Regions from separate parts of the Homo sapiens genome. Here region 2 is linked to region 1. A link is a loop called in an ENCODE intact Hi-C map of the cell type or tissue named here. Cell type or tissue: mammary epithelial cell. All regions are shown on one strand. Region 1 holds the start of LOC124903219. Region 2 overlaps LINC00452 (long intergenic non-protein coding RNA 452).

The links. Hi-C counts contacts between places; a loop is a spot of excess contacts. Peaks named below come from ENCODE experiments on the same cell type or tissue, not always from the same donor. Only the 100,000 strongest peaks of a DNase experiment are listed, where the experiment ranks them.
Region 2: it touches region 1 in a loop (16-fold over the local background); 3 of 110 quality-filtered maps call a loop at or near these places.

The regions. Positions count from the first base shown.
Region 1 is chr13:113,619,733-113,624,732 of GRCh38, reverse strand. It overlaps TFDP1 (transcription factor Dp-1), which reads right to left. Exons shown (of 12, transcript NM_007111.5): 4 at 1,447-1,553. LOC124903219 reads right to left here and starts at 1,440. Exons shown (of 2, transcript XM_047430839.1): 1 at 1-1,440. In mammary epithelial cell, a CTCF peak has its summit at 3,058 (motif pointing left); no DNase peak of the experiment used is centred here.
Region 2 is chr13:113,901,598-113,906,597 of GRCh38, reverse strand. It overlaps LINC00452 (long intergenic non-protein coding RNA 452), which reads right to left. Exons shown (of 8, transcript NR_164112.1): 3 at 4,584-4,807. Among named protein-coding and RNA genes, the nearest start is that of LINC00452, 9.0 kb to the right of the region's middle. In mammary epithelial cell, a CTCF peak has its summit at 1,997; no DNase peak of the experiment used is centred here.

The sequences.
Region 1 (5,000 bases):
GACACGTGAGGACATGTGAGAGATACCCTGAGAGACACCTGAGGACATGTGAGAGATACCCTGAGAGACACCTGAGGACATGTGAGAGACACCCTGAGAGACACCTGAAGACATGTGAGAGATACCCTGAGACACACCTGAGGACATGTGAGAGATACCCTGAGAGACACCTGAGGACACGTGAGAGATACCCTGAGAGACACCTGAGGACACGTGAGAGACACCCTGAGAGACACCTGAGGACACCTGAGAGACACCCTGAGAGACACGTGGGGACATGTGAGAGATACCTGAGGACACCTGAGAGACACGTGAGGACACCTGGGGATGCCTGAGAGATACTTGGGGACACCTGGGGACACGTGAGGATGCCTGGGAGACACCTGAGGACACCCGAGAGACACGTGAGGACACCTGGGTATGCCTGAGAGACACCTGGTGACAGTGAACGGACAGGTTCTCATCCCACCCGGAGGTGTTCAATCCTTTTAAGAGGACTGGGCCACAGCACAGACGGAGCAGGGTGAGGGGGTGGAGTGGGCCAGGAGGCCGGGGTGCAAGAGGTGCTGCATCACCAAAGCCCAGGGTTGGCAGGAACAGGGCTGGGGCAGCTGCCCAGGCGGGGCCACAGCATCATCTCAGGACCAGGAAGGAGCCCTCAGGCACCATAAACAAGTCCCTGAGGAAGGACTGGAAGCCCGGCCTAGCCTTGGGATGGCTATGTCCCTCACCACCAGCTCCAGTCACAGCCAAACCTGCCCACCAAGTGCCTGGGGCCCCATTTCTGGTGAGGTCAGGATTCTGTGTGGGCTCCCTGTCTCCAGTAGGCTGCCACCGGCAAGGACGCAGAGGGCGGACACGAGACAGGAAACAGCATTATGAGAAGCAGCATCAGTTGGCCAGCATCAGCCTGGGGAGGGGGGATGCGCCACTTCCCAATGCCCACCTTCCCCTCTCCTGTGCGTGGCCAAGGGAGCAGCATCTGCCCTGTCACTGCCCCGGGGCAAACGCACAGCCACGGCCAGGGCCCTATCCCTCTCTGGCTTCCCAGCCTGATGTCTCCAGGAGGGCCACAGCCAACGCTCGGCCACATCACGTAAGAAGCCCCTGTTAGATGAAGAGCTTCGAGCTCTGACACTAAAAGGAAGCTGCCTCTGGTTGGGGCCGCGGCCCCACCCACCACCCTCCAGTTACTGGAAGGATGGCATGGGCTGGGGCACACAGGAGTGCTGTGGGCGCCATCACCTCTCCCACAACAACACGTGGGCAGCTGCAGAGGGCTATGGAAAATCTAGCACTGGCCACGGGCTCCCTGATGAGGGAAAGGCCCCATGCTGCAACTGGAGCCCAAATCCAGGCACACCTGGGAACATCCCCAACCACACGGCTCATCCGATCCCGACCTCACACCGAGATCCCGGCTGTCCGCTCCTGCGGGAGGCTTACCACTTGCTGGGCAATGTTGACATTGGACTGTCCAAAGGTTTTTGGCAAGAGCTGCTTCCCGAGCGGGTTGACGGTGGAGGGGTGAACGGCCACGAGGGACACCACGCCTGCAACACAAGGACACCAGGTCAAGGGCGAGACTCCTTTTCTAAGTTAAGGCTACAAGCGACCATTCTAAATGCAAGACGGTGCTTGCAATTAGAGATGCTTAGCTTTCCCCACGTGTACTGTCTCAAATCCAGGGCTCAAGAGCAACACCTCCATGAAGCTTGATTCCCAATGTAAACCCGTAAGGGGAGGGCCGCAGGGCCGCGCTGACGCCACCCAGGTGACCCAGGCAGATCATCCACTGCTCCAGCCCCTCGGCGATGTCTGCTATGGAACGTGCTGGTGGGGACCACGGCCTGGAAAAGTCTGTGATTCTATGACAATTATGGAACAGAATTTTAAAACTAGAATTTTTATCGCAACATTTCTCTATAAGGCTGCAAAACTAGTTTGGAAATCTGATAATCCACTTTTCCTTAGGAAGGAGAACCACATTTGTTCCTAGGAAGGAGTGTGCCTTCCACAGAGGCTGCGGCTCTAAACATGCAGGTGCCCTCAGAACACTGGTGAAGCAAGCGGGAGACCCCTCTGCAGGAGATGTGAAGCCTCTGTCTTCCAACAGCGGTATGCAAAAGGTCCTAGGGACAGGGCGGTGGATAAAAGTCCTGGAACATTTACACATAAACAGAAGTAGTAATGATAAAGTTCAAAAACTGGCATCAGCGGGCAGAGAGAACTAAACAAAGAAACCGTAAACCAGGTGGTAGCGAGCACCCTGGGAAACAAGTTGGGAGGCCTGGGTGGTCAGCACAGCCCGGGAGGGGCGTCAGGGCAACACTGGAAGGGTGGGCGGCCACACAGAGGCAGCAAGGGGCTCGCAGTGCCCCACTGTAGGGACCGGCCCCACAGGGTCGGTGGGTTTCTCCCCGTGTGCGGAGACGAGAGAGTGTAGAAGTAAAGACACAAGACAAAGAGATAAAAGAAAAGGCAGCTGGGCCCGGGGGACCACTACCACCAAGTCGCAGAGACCGGTAGTGGCCCCGAATGCCAGGCTGCACTGATATTTATTGGATACAAGACAAAAGGGAAAGATAAGGAGAGTAAGCCATCTCCAATCACAGGTAAGGCCATGTGGGTCACGCGTCCACTGGACAGGGGGCCCTTCCCTGCCTGGCAGCCGAGGCAGAGAGAGAGAGGAGGCAAAGAGAAAGACAGCTTACGCCATTATTTCTGCATATCAGAGACTTTTAGTACTTTCACTAATTTACTACTGCTATCTAGAAGGCAGAGCCAGGTGTACAGGATGGAACATGAAGGTGGACTAGGAGCGTGACCACTGAAGCACAGCATCACAGGGAGACGGTTAGGCCTCCAGATAACTGCAGGCGAGCCTGACTCATGTCAGGCCCTCCACAAGAGGTGGAGGAACAGAGTCTTCTCTAAACTCCCTTTCCCGGTCTGCTAAGTAGCCGCTGTTTTTCCGTGACACTGAGGCTACCGCTAGACCACAGTCCACCTGGCAACGGACATCTTCCCAGACGCTGGCGTTACCGCTAGACCAAGGAGCCCTCTGGTGGCCCTGTCCGGGCATAACAGAAGGCTCGCACTCGTCTTCTGGTCACTCCTCACTATGTCCCCTCAGCTCCTATCTCTGTATGGCCTGGTTTTTCCTGGGTTATGATTGTAGAGTGAGGATTATTGTAATATTGGAATAAAGAGTAATTGCTACAAACTAATGATTAATGATATTCATATATAATCATATCTAAGATCTATATCTGGAATAACCATTCTTGTTTTATATTTTATTATACTGGAACAGCTCGTGTCCTCGGTCTCTTGCCTCGGCACCTGGGTGGCTTGCCACCCACACCCCACCCCACGGCTGGGGGAGCTGAGCGGATAGCCCCCCATTTGAAAATACATGATACTCTCAGGTGAAGAAAACACAGACTTTCGGGTCACAACAACATCAGGAAAGAAGAACTCCCCGATCTCGCCACACCTTGGGCCTCCCCGGACGGCCGCCCATCCGCAGAGCTGCAGGACCCTGGACCTCCCCACAGGCATCTCCCTTCATTCCCACCAGTTAGCACCAAAATGACTCATGAATCATCGGTGAGACTTTCGAATACATTGCCTTTGCGATCTGAAGTTTCATTTTGGGGCCCTTTACAACCCATGCATTTTTAAAACATCTACTGCTTTTTATGCATTTCTTTAAAATATATTAAACAATGAATTTTGTGCTACATAAGGACACTTAGTAATTTCTCTTAATAACCTAAGTTGGCCAAGACAGATCATTAGGAAGTGATTAAAAAGACATTTGCCTTTTGATTCAACTGGGTTAAATATTAGTATTTTTACCAACCAATGTCAGCACATATTTAAAATTCTCTTCTGGAACTAAAATAAGATGATCTGCTTTGGGAAATTTTCTTCCAAAAATAAAGGTGTGCATCCTAAGAAAAGCAAATATTTACTTTTTTATTGTTTTATATATGTGAAAGGTATTTTCAGAATATTCAATTGAAAAGTAAAGATTGTACATATTCGAAATGTACCAGTGATGATTGGATGCACATATACACGGTGTAATACTTACCAGGGAAAGGCATTTTAAAAGCAAAAATAATATTCTACTATGCAGGGAATGATTTAAAGTACGCAATTAAACACTTTTCAGATTCACATACAGATGAGTAAACACTCAGTTTTCAAGAATATGTAGTTGATTCATTACAAAGATAACATCTTTTAAAATTTGCAAACGAGTCTCTAATTTCAATAAATGTGAAGAAAGAAACAGACCTCTGAGTTCACAAAAGCCAGTGGCACTGTCACTCTCCATCAGCAGCCCAGGCGGCTCTTTCCGTCCTGAACAGCCAGGCCACGGCGCCCGTCCACCAGCACCACAGGTAGCATACACTCAGGCATCCCAGTCTGGGGCTCCCCTTTCCTGCCCCATCAGGGAGTGTGGGTAGGACTCAGGGATTCAGGTGGTGGTGGGGCTGTGGGACAGCAGTGTAGCTGAGACCCTCGGGGCATCCGGCCTGCCCTCCATCTGCTCCACCCACAGGCCGGCCGGCTGGCCTGCCTACACCATCTGTCCTTCCAACCAGGTCTCTCCCTCTGGGCCAGAGGCCAGCACCGTGAGGCTGGGGTGGGTCGCTAAGGGTTTTCACAATTAGGAAGGGGGAGACAAACACACAGAGGGAAGAGGGTCCCTCCTCTGGTACCCAGGGCAGGATGAGTGAATGCAGGCAGACATCCAGGGCCCCTGAGCTTCCCCACTCACTCCTGCTGTCCACCTGGAGTCTGAGCCCCCACACCAGCTGCAGGTAAAGGGTTTCGGAGCCCAAGGCCTTGCCAAGCACAGAGGGCCCCTCCCAGCCTAGACACAAACCAACAGAGGACCTCTGAGTGGCACACCACACCAACCCAGCAGCACCCCTGGGTCACCAGCTGAGTCTCTACGGGACAGAGGGCAGGGTACGTACATC
Region 2 (5,000 bases), 280 kb before region 1:
TAATTCCTCCCCTAGGAATTTTTCCTAATGGAACTCAGTGCCCACTTCATAGTAGTGGTTATCTCTGCATAAATTTTATTTCCTTCTTTGTGTTTTCCTGTATTTTTCAAATGGTCTGCAATCTACACGGATTACTTTTATAATTAGAAAAAAATTAATTGTAAAAACATTGTTTGAAGTTTAAAGAGTGCCATCTTGGTTACTACTCAAATCTTTATACTGTCCTTACGTTTTTCAGTGTTAACCCAAACTGTGACGCCCATCTCCCTAGGACACATCATAGGAAGGCCTGCTTCAGTGAGAATGCACTCGAGATAGGAAATTACCCGTGTTGATAAGCAGGGCCTGCCTATGTTTTTAAATTTCAGGCTCCCTAATAAAAGGAGTAGGATAAAATGCCAGCATGCTGACATTTCAGGACACTGCCGTCCGGCGGGGGACTGCGCACAGCGCTGCCCACTCTGTTCTGACCCCCACTGTCCTCTGACTCCTCCTGGGTTGTCCTGCCATGTTCCCATGGGGAAGGTGTCACACCCAGTGCCAGTGGGTGATGATCAGAGGGGATATGACAGGGCTCTAGGTGGTACCTGGATGGATATTTTTTAAAATAGTTACTAATTTATTTTAGTGTGCTGTAGAAAAAACCAGGCAGCACAATGGACCTTCAATCTCACACAGATGTATTTAAATGTATTTAAATGTAAACATATTTTACATTTAAATGTATTTAATGAGTCTATTGAAGATGCCCTAGGTAGACAATAATTCAGAGCACATGGATATGGCAAAACTTTGAAATCTGCACACAGAAGGGTGCAATTTGGGAAACTGTCATATGAAATCGCACTTGGGCTGCACATTACGAACACGGCAGGTCGTATCTGTGTGTTTTCATTGCTTTTAAATCTCTTTTAGCAGCTCATTCTGTGCAGGCACCGGTTCTGATTTACTTAAGAAGATGGTCTTAACTTCCCTTTGATGGGTATCGTCATCCTTTCTCTTAGTTGGTTTCAGTATTATTGCAATAGGATATACTGAAGTTTTGAATAATTTATTAAACGAATCTTTACTTCCTAGATACAACTATCTTGACTTTTTTCTAAGTACTACACTTTTGAAGTAAAATAAAGCCTCACCTCAACAACAGAAGTGGGGTCCAGAACATCCCGTGGGTAGGATGTGGGAGCTTTCCTGCAAGGTCGAGTGGCCCCTGCTGGGACCCTACCTCTGGCTTAAACTGTGACGGAAAGATTCTGGGTATTGTGGTTGCCTGGAGCTTCCACGATTCAGCAAGGATTCCAGGACTGTCCTGGGGAGTAGCTGCCGTTTAATTAGCCTGACAGAGAGATCGCTCCTGGAGAAGCCTGTAGACGCAGGACTCCTGCCTTGTTGAAGGATCAGATGTAGCAAGTGAAGAGGGAAGGTGAGGAGGCTGCCAGGCAGCCGGTCAGTGGGTGCCGCTTAAGAGAAAGTGTTGGCCAGGACTGCAGGGGCAAGAACCAGGACACAGGCCTTTGATTTGTTACCTGAAGGGCCTGCTGGGGCTCGGATGCAGGTTGGTGACAGACTCAAACTTGCCATAACCTTTTCCTCAATGTATCCTCATTCCAAAAGTCTAGGGGATTAATTCCAAAATAGTTAGATAGCCCCCTTGTATTTCTTCGTGGGTGTTTTTATGATCCTTCCTCTTTCTTTATCACCTTAAAGCCTGACAAGCAGATGCCTGGGGATGGGGCTGGGGTGATGAAACCTTTTAGCATTGCTTGGGATGAGGCTTGCTGCCTGTGAAATCAATGCCAAGATGCGCTTTGAGTAAGGAAACTTTCTGGAATTAACCTTTGAGTTATTTATTTCCATGTTGCTGATAAGGGCTTGAAAGTTCTGTCTGGGTTGCAAACACGGCCCTGATTGCTTATTAACTGCGTGATCTCCTACAGGTCACTGATTCTTCTCAAGCCTCGGTTTCTTTATTTGTAGCTTGAGGCAGTGACACCTGCCTCATGGGGTCGCTGTGAGACAGAGTGAGGCCTCTCTGCCCACATGCGCTGCAGCATCCGGCACACTGTGTGCTCAGTAGGCAGAGACTGTCATCCTTCTTGTTACAACAACCACCACAGTTGTCCCTGGTATTTGCCAGTGTATTAGTCCATTCTCACACTGCTAAGAAAGACCTAAACGAGACTGGGTAATTTATAAAGAAAAAGAGGTTTAATGGACTCACAGTTCCACATGGCTGGGGAGGCCTCACAATCATGGTGGAAGGCAAAGGAGGAGCAAAGACACATCTTACAGGGCGGCAGGTGACAGAGTGTATGCAGGGGAACTGCCCTTTATAAAACCATCGGATTGTGTGAGACTTATTCACTATCACAACAACAGCACGGGAGAAACCCGCCCCTATAATTCAATTACCTCCCACCAGGTCCCTCCCACAACACGTGGGGATTATGGAACCTACAATTCAAGGTGAGATTTGGGTGGGGACACAGCCAAACCCTATCAGCCAGTGAGACTTTGGGACCCACCCTTCCAGGCTGCGGCTCCCTCACTCTCATCCTCACGCACTTCTGCGGTGCCTGAGCTGCAGTCACCGTGGTAACTGGGATTGACCTTTTAAAGTATCTGTTATAACTACAAGCTTAGTGTCAAAATACTATTAACCTGTTTTGCCTTTACAGACTTATTTTTAAAATAGTGTGAATTCAGTTGTGTTTGATTAGCAGCTTTTCACTGGAGTTGCCGCCCAGCGCAGCGAGGGGTCTTCTGCAGGCCTCGCTGCCTCTGCACTCCTGTGCCTCCAACGGAGCAGCCATTAGTTGGACCAGGCTGGTCTTATTCTCCAGCTTCCTCATTATTTGGGGTGAGTTCCTCACAGCCTCCTGTTAGTTCTCCTGATTTTGTGTATTCTTATTCTCATGTTGCCCATGTTTGGCCTAAGAGAAGGCGCCTCTTGGCCGGCTTCCTGGAGGACTCTTGCTTTCTTGCATGCCACAGCAGTGACAGCTCCGGCAAGGCCCTCCTGGTAAAGTCATTGGCAGATCCCTGTCTTTGAAAGTGTTCATATTTGGAAGAAAATGAGTCCAAAGCTGCGAATGTCCGTCCTCCTGCCAGAGAGGCAGACAGCTGAGTGCTATTGTTTGGGAATCTGTAAGAACTTTGCTATGGCAAAATCCCTGGCCACCAACAGCAGCCTCCTGAGGAGAGCACTGAGATAGTAAAGGTGCCTGGAGGCGATTTGCATCCATGGACCAAAAAATTTAATTCCCCCCGAACTTTATCAGTGGATGTAGCAATAATTGGCTTCACTAGCGCTGTGTCCGTTGGCAAGTGGAGATCTTCTCTGTTCCTCAACTGTGTAGAGGGGGAAACACGCGGGGAAGTCATCCACACGGCGCTGGAAACACCACCGGACCCGCAGTGTGCAGAGCCCCAGGGCTGTGGACTCAAGGTCTCTAGGAACTGTATTCAGGGGAGAGGAGAGGGTGCGGAGGACATGACAGGTAGCCATAGAAACCAGCACACAGGGTGGGGCCGGCGTCCCGTTGGAAGTTTCCATTGTAATACACGCATGATGGGAAAAAAAATGTAAAAGAAATCACCTACAGTCCCATCACCCAGAGAAACCACAAACCATCCTTGAACATTTTGCCATATTTCCCTTAAGAACTCTTATATTGTAGTTCAAGGAAAAAAATGGTTGGGCTTATATGTCATATATATAATTTTATATCTTTTAGAACGGAATTATCACAGATTACTTTATCATAACTCATGGATGGAATGTTATTAATTCTTGATAAATGTTATTCTCTCTTTCTCCATGACCATACATTCAGAGAATTTACCACAGCCACTTAACAACCTCCCTATTAGACATTTGGTTGGTGTACATTTTTCACTAGTACTAATAATGCTATACTACAATGAATATTTTTGGCCATAGTTTTTCTGCATTTTGAATTATTTCCGTTGGATAAATTCCCAGAAGTAGAATGTTGGGACAACAAATGCCTGTAAGACTCTTCATAAATATCACCTGGCCAGCCTGACAGCATCCAATGCTTTGAGTTAAATACAATATATTCAATACCAAAACATTTGTATTTTGCTGGAGAGTTCTGAGAAGTTTGTTTTTCTCCCTTGAAGACCTGTGCAAACCATGTTGCATAGTGAGTAGTGCGGTGTTTAGGAGCAAGACACTAGGAGCACTATGGTCTTCCGACACTTATGGGGTACCTACTGTGTGCACCCAACACATTGTGGTCTTATGATACTTATGGGGCACCTACTGTGTGCACCCAACACATTGTGGTCTTATGATACTTATGGGGCACCTACTGTGTGCACCCAACACATTGTGGTCTTATGATACTTATGGGGCACCTACTGTGTGCACCCAACACATTGTGGTCTTATGATACTTATGGGGCACCTACTGTGTGCACCCAACACATTGTGGTCTTATGATACTTATGGGGCACCTACTGTGTGCACCCAACACATTGTGGTCTTATGATACTTATGGGGCACCTACTGTGTGCACCCAACACATTGTGGTCTTATGATACTTATGGGGCACCTACTGTGTGCACCCAACACACTGGGTGCTGGGAGGGATGAAGAAGAAGAGGCTGAATCCTCAGGGCATGCCTTCTCCTCCTGGCCTAGAGTGAGGGTGACGCCTGGATGGGCATCGTGGAAAAGCCCCTGGGGAGATTCTGAGCAGGACTGGTGGACACAGACGTGGACAAGGTGTCCCAGAGCATCCTGGTCATGATGCAGGAGAAGCTCGAACGCACGCTCAGCCCTGGTCGTGACAGAAGAACAGAGAGGAATAAGAAACGCCTTTAGGAGCTCCCAACCCAAGGGAGTGGGAGGATGTTCTGCACCGTTTTTCTGGAAGCTTGGGTCTAATTTTTCAGTTACTTAGTTACTTATGGCTTTGAGGCTGGATAGCTTCGTATATTTTGTTTCCTGAAATGACCCCACAGGTTCTACAG